Linked DNA regions of Mus musculus: all the other regions are linked to region 3. Evidence: chromatin loops called from intact Hi-C (ENCODE). Cell type or tissue: gastrocnemius. All regions are shown on one strand.

Evidence for each region. Peaks named below come from ENCODE experiments on the same cell type or tissue, not always from the same donor. Only the 100,000 strongest peaks of a DNase experiment are listed, where the experiment ranks them.
Region 1: a loop joins it to region 3, with 8 times the contacts of the local background. A loop is called at or near these places in 14 of 42 quality-filtered maps.
Region 2: a loop joins it to region 3, with 4 times the contacts of the local background. A loop is called at or near these places in 15 of 42 quality-filtered maps.

What each region holds. Positions count from the first base shown.
Region 1 is chr3:27,344,537-27,347,036 of GRCm38, reverse strand. No RefSeq gene overlaps it. Among named protein-coding and RNA genes, the nearest start is that of Ghsr, 26 kb to the left of the region's middle. In gastrocnemius, a CTCF peak has its summit at 1,286 (motif pointing right); DNase peaks (open chromatin) are centred at 1,320 and 2,392.
Region 2 is chr3:27,337,235-27,339,734 of GRCm38, reverse strand. Tnfsf10 (tumor necrosis factor (ligand) superfamily, member 10) reads right to left here. Exons shown (of 5, transcript NM_009425.2): 5 at 70-2,500. Among named protein-coding and RNA genes, the nearest start is that of Tnfsf10, 21 kb to the right of the region's middle. In gastrocnemius, a CTCF peak has its summit at 1,084; a DNase peak (open chromatin) is centred at 1,108.
Region 3 is chr3:27,268,649-27,271,148 of GRCm38, reverse strand. The region is part of intron 1 of Gm42192 (a long non-coding RNA gene); the gene reads right to left. Among named protein-coding and RNA genes, the nearest start is that of Gm42192, 9.6 kb to the right of the region's middle. In gastrocnemius, a CTCF peak has its summit at 937 (motif pointing left); no DNase peak of the experiment used is centred here; H3K4me3 peaks cover 520 bases; H3K27ac peaks cover 1,823 bases.

The DNA of each region.
Region 1 (2,500 bases), 76 kb before region 3:
TATTCATAACCATAGAAGTCACGGAGTGCTGGTAAATTAACTGTGCCTTTAAAGAAAAAAAGAAAGAAAACATTTTGTGATGTAACTACTCCATACACACTGGTCTCTTTCACAGCACCATGAAGGCAGTGTGAGCAAGTCTCATGGATTGCACCCAACTCTGCCCTATTGCCCCTACTGCTGGGGCAATAGGTGAGCAGCAGGAGTCTGCTGGGGAAAGAAGAGTGACTTCCGATCCTGTGTAGACTAGGCTTCTTCAGTCTGGAAATGCTCCAGAGAAACAGGGAGACAGCATCTAATCGTGCGATGATGGTAAATGTAGCTGACTCCAATAATAACAAAAGCAAAAGACCTGATGTTAGAAGGCAATTAAAGGTAAATAAAAGAAGTACTTCAAATAACTCTGAGAGGGGTGAGAGTGAGGGAAAGAGAGAGGGAGAGGTGTATGTGCGTGAGAGAAAAAGATGTGTGTGTGTGAGACAGAGAGGTGAGAGAGAAAGGAATGTGTGTGTGAGAGAGAGGTGTTTGTGTGTGAGAGAGAGAGATAGAGAAGTGTGTGAGAGAGGCGTGTGTGTGTGAGAGAGAGAGAGGTGTGAGAGAAAGAGGTGAGAGAGAGAAAGAGGTAGGTGTGTGCTTGTGTGTGTGTGTGAGAGAGAGAGGTGTGAGAAAGAGGTGTGTGAGAGGTGTGAGAGAAAAAGAGGTGAGAGAAAGAGGTAGGTGTGTGCTTGTGTGTGTGTGTGTGAGAGAGAGAGAGGTGTGTGAGAAAGAGGTGTGTGTGTGAGAGAGAAAGAGAGGTGTGTGAGAGAAAAAGAGGTGAGAGAGAGAGAAAGAGGTAGGGGTGTGTGTGTGTGTGTGTGTGTGTGTGTGTGTGTGTGTGTGTGTGAACAAGAGGACTATGCGAAGGGGGAGAGGCAGGAGACGGAGCACAATGAACCCACACTATACACTTGGATGAAGCAGTTTTAACACGATGGAGGATTACGTTGCTGGCATCTGATTTTAATGAGTTGCATTCAGAGACAAGGAAATGGTCTCACTCAGACTGACAAGCCTCAGCCAAAACTCTCTCGTTGAAGGTGTTTGCTAAATCACATGTCTTTGCAAAGATGGACTCAATGATGGATTGTGACTCATCCATCAAGCTCTGGCCTGAGAAATAAGATATAAACAGCAATGAGGGACCTGTCAGGAAGGACCTTATGCTCCAAGGAGCTAATGATGCACCCCTTTGGAGAGAGCACCTTGAAGTGTTTGTGGTAACTGGAGTCAGTTCAGTCACCAACCAGAAGGTGGCGCCAACTCTGAGAGAGGTGGAGCTGAGGGATGGAGCGCCTAACCAATCAGCGCGGAGTCATCCTCTCTCTGGATTTCCTGTGACTAATGATGAATTGCCCTACCAGGCGGAGATGATGCTTCTGTGAACTGAAGCCGAGCACATCAGCTTGCTTTAATTAATTATATTTTCCCCCAAATTGCTTTGAGCTACACATCCAATTCAGAACCACTGTCTCTTCCCGGTAGTGTTTTCTATCTCTTTTAAGAAGCGTCACAACCCTATTTAATCTTTCCTTGAAAATGTATCAGGACTTGAAGCTGCTGTAGAAAATCAGAAGAAGAAAAAAAACGGAACAGTTGTCCTTAATTTGATTATCTTCTACAAGGCAGATGACCAGAAGGGTCGCCACACTTTGGGGATCATCTCTTTGGCTTCCACACTGATTTGTGGAGCACTGTTGTGCTAGGACTCCATTTTCTCATCTTTCCAACACCCAGAGCCCTGAGTTTATGAAGAGAGTGCACACCCGACTGAGGTGATCTAGAATCTTCTGGGAAGAGAGTCTCAGTTAAGTCCCAAGCATGCATCCGTTCATCTCTCTGTGCTTGACTGTGAATCATGATTTTTAAGTTCATTCCACACTGACGTTCTACTACGGTGCTACCCGGATTTCTGAGCTAAAGTAGATAATCTCATCAATATACTTTGTCACCGCATCAGAAATGCAACCGGGGCAGCACTTTGGAAACGCTTAGCACCATCTTCTGCCCACGGAAGGGTCATCTTGGTTCATCTAAGCCCATCCCAATGCCACTCTCCTTGCCAATGAACCATTAGGGATGGGTAAGACTATAATTCTGAATTCCAACTGCTGGGGAAGTTTGCCTCCTTCACAAGATGATGTACAAAGAGCTTTCCCGGTGGAGTAAAGCGATGAGGAGCAGCTGTCATAATTCTGTCATCAAAACCCAACGGGGGGCACAACGGGCACAGGGAGACAAAGGATGCCTGCCTCGCCTCGACGTTGGCAAGGAGCCCCGATGCAAAGAAAGAGTTATGCTACTCTGGGCTTTCTGTGCATAAGTGCAGGCTGGATTGGGCCTTCTGCTGGCTAGGCTGGAATGACACCAACTCAGCACTTATCCTAAGCTGCTGTGGCCTGCGTGCACGGGGCCTCTCTGCCTGCCCAAGCAGGTTAAGGAGAAGCAGCGGGATGCCGGGATG
Region 2 (2,500 bases), 69 kb before region 3:
TTAGTAGACAAAAGATGACTGTACCTTGCAGAGCTGGAGGGGGAGGGGGAGAGGAAAGTGCACTGCATATACTTGATGTTATTTTTATTAAGGTGAAATTCAAAGCAACACTTTGTGCGTTTCAGAGTTTACAAAGTTTAACATTTCCCAGCCCACAAAATGGTATCAATACATTTGAAATAATCACCATGAAAAATAATTCTCTTTCTAGATTCACTGCTATTAAAATGAAAGGAAAAAGAAAAGAAAAATTCTTTCTAAGATTTTCATGTCTCACAACTGAAAAAATATCTATTTAACCCTTTATTTCAAGAATAAGTAAAAAGGCTGGCTAAACAAAATTTCTAACATTGATAATGAAAGTGATAAATATGATAAATAGGTAAAACAATACTTGAAAGAAAACTAAAGAACTGAATTGATTTGCCAAGAAAAAAAAATAGTAGCAGTGATTGGACTGGGGAGACAGTTCTAGGGTAAGAGCAGTTATGGCTCAAGCATGAGAACCCGGGTTCAAATCCCCAGCATCCTTGTAAAAAGCCTTCATGGCCACATGTCAAGAGACTCTCAGGGCACTGCTGGCTGCCCGTAATGGGAGAGACCCTGTCTCCAAGAAAAACAGTAGGCAGTGATGGAGTGGCAAAGGCCACAGTCTATAATAACAGGAGACAGGGCAAAGACCAAACTGTTGAGACTCCAGACGTCACAGAGCCCTCCCTTGGGACCAAGAGAATTTACAAAAGTCTTCCAAAAGACTTAAATTCTGTTTCACTTAAAAACAAAAAAACAAAACAAAGCAGTAACAACAGCAACAACCCAAACAGGCAAAAGAACACACCTCAGATTCAGTTTTACCATGTGAAGCCCCACCCTGTTCCTCACAGATTCAGTTAAAGCCTGCTGCTCCATCGGGGTACACCAGCTTATCTCTTGTCTTTAGCTCCAGTTGCCTATGGTCTAAAGGTAAGCGACCTTTTTTCATTTTTGATTTTGTTTTTAAACCCGAGAATTTGAAGATGTTTATACTCATACACTTTTAAAAGACTTGATACTGAAGAAATTAAGGGAACCTCGCCACCTGGTGGCACTAATGGTGTGTGACATTAAAGAGGCCCCTTTTGGTCTGAAAAAAAAAAAAAAAGAAAGAAAGCTTTTGCCTAGACACTTCTCAAAACAGCAGAGCTGGCCTCTGCCCTGGGATCATTGTCCCTGTGCTTGCCCAGGTGGCAGGCTCGTCTTAGTCTTCAAGTCAGATGGCTTGTTGGGCTAGAACTCAGCAAAGAAAGGACAACCCCCGCCCCCACCCCAAATTGATTTCTCTTTCAAACAGATAAGTATTCATGCCTTTTATTAAAGGGCTCACAATCGCCCAGAAAGTTCTTATTCTAGAATATTCTCTCCATTCTTGCTTCCTGCATCACAGGCTTCAGATTCTAGCAGAAGAAAGAATATTTAGGTGTGCTTGTTTAAACAAGTCATGGCATTTAATGTTGCACACGAATTAAATCTTTGAACATCTAATGATTTCTCTGGGTATGCTGCATTCTTAAATATTTAATTTATAAGTCACAGCATTTGACATTTTGGCAAAGATGTGTCCTGCAGGCTGCCTGCTAATTACTTTAAAAAACTAAAATGCACGCACAAAAAGATCTCTGAGCACCACCCCAGGATTCCGATCCTGTTGGATTGTGGTTGAATCCAGGCCTGGGCGTTATAAAATCTTTCACAGGAGATTACTATAGAATTAACAGCAGACAAAGAATGTATACGTTCAACACAAACATTAGAAATCAGACACTGGGGCTGGAGAGGTGGCTCAGTGGTTAAGAGCACCGACTGCTCTTCTGAAGTTTCTGAGTTCAAATCCCAGCAACCACATGGTGGCTCACAACCATCCGTAATGAGATCTGACGCCCTTTTCTGGTGCATCTGAAGACAGCTACAGTGTACTTAGATATAATAATGAATAAATCTTTAAAAAAACAAAAAAGAAATCAGACACCATTTCGCTTGCCAGCTTGGCAGACAAGATGAAGTGCTGTGAATTTTGCCATCAGTGATGACTTGGGGACCAGGAATTAGAAAAGCGCTCAGTTGTTTCTGCCATTTAAAACCTTAGGGCTGTGGTGCCGCTCAGTGTGGGGGTTCATGCCTACTGGGAGTAAGACCCTGGGTTTAGTTTTCAGCCCTGCCAAAGGTCAAATTCAGGTTGTCAAGATTTTTGACAAGTGCCTTTCCCTTCCATCTTGAGCTTTCAAATGTTCTCCATTATTTCTCACAGCCTTTCCGATGTGATCATTATGTCTATTATTAATTAATACATTCATTTGGTTCATGTAGACATGACATGCAAGTACTTTACTAAGGCAAGATTTTTACTATTAAGCTATGTTGTATTCTAGTGAGAGGAGGTATTCAAGTGCTTATATTCAAGTGGTAGCTGTGACTTCTATTTGCTAGTTTATAAGGGCTTGAGTCATAAAAAAATAAGAAGGGG
Region 3 (2,500 bases):
ATAGATTTTAATAGCATAGTGGGTAGATATCTGCCCAGCTCTAGTGCTGATTAAGGCTTATTGTAAATAATAAAAGTTGTGTGTCTTTTTTCCAGAAACCGAATGATCAAAGGCAGAGTAAAAACCTCGGGTTAGGATTAAATATTTTCAACAACAAAAGTTACATTCACTAGATTATTTTCTGAATGCAAATTTTCTTTGTCCGAGACGGTTGGAGGTCTTTCATGTAAAAGAAAGGCTCTATCAAGGTCGGTAGAGCATTGAAATAGCAGACCATTTGAGTCTCCAACGGCTGAGGTGGGAAGAGGAAAGGGGTCACCCTCTGTCTCAGTCCAGCTGCATCCTGCCCCTGGGGGAGGAACAGGGTTCTCTGCCCTGAAACTTCCCACTACAGAAGGCAGGTTAACCTTCGGGTTGAGCAGCAACAGCTGTGGGTGTTTCTCCTCTGAAGAAAAATTCTGAAGAGGTGAACTTGAAATGCTGAAGGAAAGGAAACATAAGGTTCAAGTCACTTACGTTGCAGGGTAGAGCCTTAATCCTGCTACTGGAGGCCATCCTAATTACCCAAGCCTCCGATGGAGCAAGCCTGATGAAGCAAACCTAGAGACAGAGATTGGTGGAGACAGTACTATTTGAGTTCAGGCTTTGGGGTTAAGGATTCCCCTTTTTCAAAAGGAAACAGGCGGGCCAGATGTCTCCATGATCACACCTAACAGTTTGACAGAACCAGGCGCCAGCCAGTCTTGCTCTGTGAACAATGAAAGCAAAGGATTTGATTCTTTGTTTCCCTTTACGGTTCTGGAAATTCCAGTGCTCACCCCAGGAAGTCTCCTCTGAGAGCTGTCAATTCTGGGGTTGCACAACAGGTTGTTGTAAATTTACAAGGCAGGACAGACTTGCCAAGTGCCCTTGACTGAACTTCAGTGCCCCCTACTGCTTCTTCCTGGGCTTTGCTTCCTCCCAGCTACATCCATAAAGACTATGCCGGAGAAAGAAACAGTGTTGTCCTGAGAAAACCAGTGTCTATAGTAACTGTAGCAGCTGGCTGTCAAGGTAAAGTTTGTGTATAATGAACATTCTTTGAAGGGGCAGGCAGGGGTGAGTAGGAGTCTCATGCAGTCCAAACAGTTGTCAAAACCACTCTGTCACTAAGGATGACCTTGAACTCCTGGTTGTCCTGAGTCACCACATGTGGCTTTGCATACCTGTACTCTTAAACACTGAGTACCTTTGCCAGCCTGCTGTTCTCCCAGGTGGAAATCACCCTCTTCTCCATGGGATGAGGTGTTACGAATTCTGCAGGACTTGAGGTCAGCACTGCGGATTTAAGCCCTTGGAAACTGTTCCTGAGAGATTAATGTGGCTTTTTTCCAATCATATATATATGTATACATATATATATGCACACACACACATATATATACACACATATATCTGTATATATATGTATATATGTGTGTGTATATGTATATATGTATATATGTATATATATATACACACACACACTCTCTATATATATACACTGTCTCTTTCTATATATATATATATAGAGAGAGAGAGAGAGAGTGTGTGTGTGTGTGTGTGCCTTGTATATGTGTGTACGTGTGCCTGACGGGGCCAGAGGAGTAGCAAATACTCCCAACCCCTGAGCACCATCTCTCCAGCCCTGAGATTCATTGTAGCCGGCAGAAAATTAGTTTGCTTATAATTTTCAGGAAACTGGGTGGAGTATATCATAGATAAATTTTGAATTGAGTCCAAAATAATAAGGTAGTGTATTCTTTTGGTGAGGGTGCTAAGTGTATTGTTGGGGTCAGGTCCTGTCACAGGAACACATTCACTTGGCTGTAGTCCCAGCTTTCAGTATATTACTGTACTCAACTAATTAAGTGAGCTAAAGCCTATATTAATGTAAAAAGAAAAAAAACTCAAAGTCTTCCCTTGCACGGAAAAAAATCCATTTTTTTTTTAATTCATAGAGAAGGGGAAAGAAATCAGAAGCAAAACCAAACAGATTAGCTTTCAGATGGTAAGACACAGGGCACTTCAAAGTGGCAGGGAATAGAAAAGCTAAGCTGGATTGCCCTGAACACTTCCTCCCTGCTGACTAGCTTCCAAAAATGCTGAGAGACACCATGTAGGCTAACGGGAAATGAGCCTTACCAATGGACATAGATCCCACATGCCACGAGGCAGGGTTTGGGCCCTGAGCTGTGACTGTTATGAACGTAACTAATCAGTTTCTAGTTGAAACTAGTCACAGGACAGAATTTTGGCCAGGCTCTGTAAACCCGCCCAAATCCCCAAAGCTGGGAAGGTCATAGGTTGTAGTGGTTTGAATAGGAATGGCCCCATAGGCTCATATATTGGTCATTAGGGAGTGGCAGAGAATAGGAGATCTGGCATTGTTAGAGTGGTTAGGCCTTGTTGGAAGAAGCGTGTCACCAGGAGTGGGATTTGAGGATTCAAATGCTCAAGCCAGGCCCAGTGTCTCTCCCTG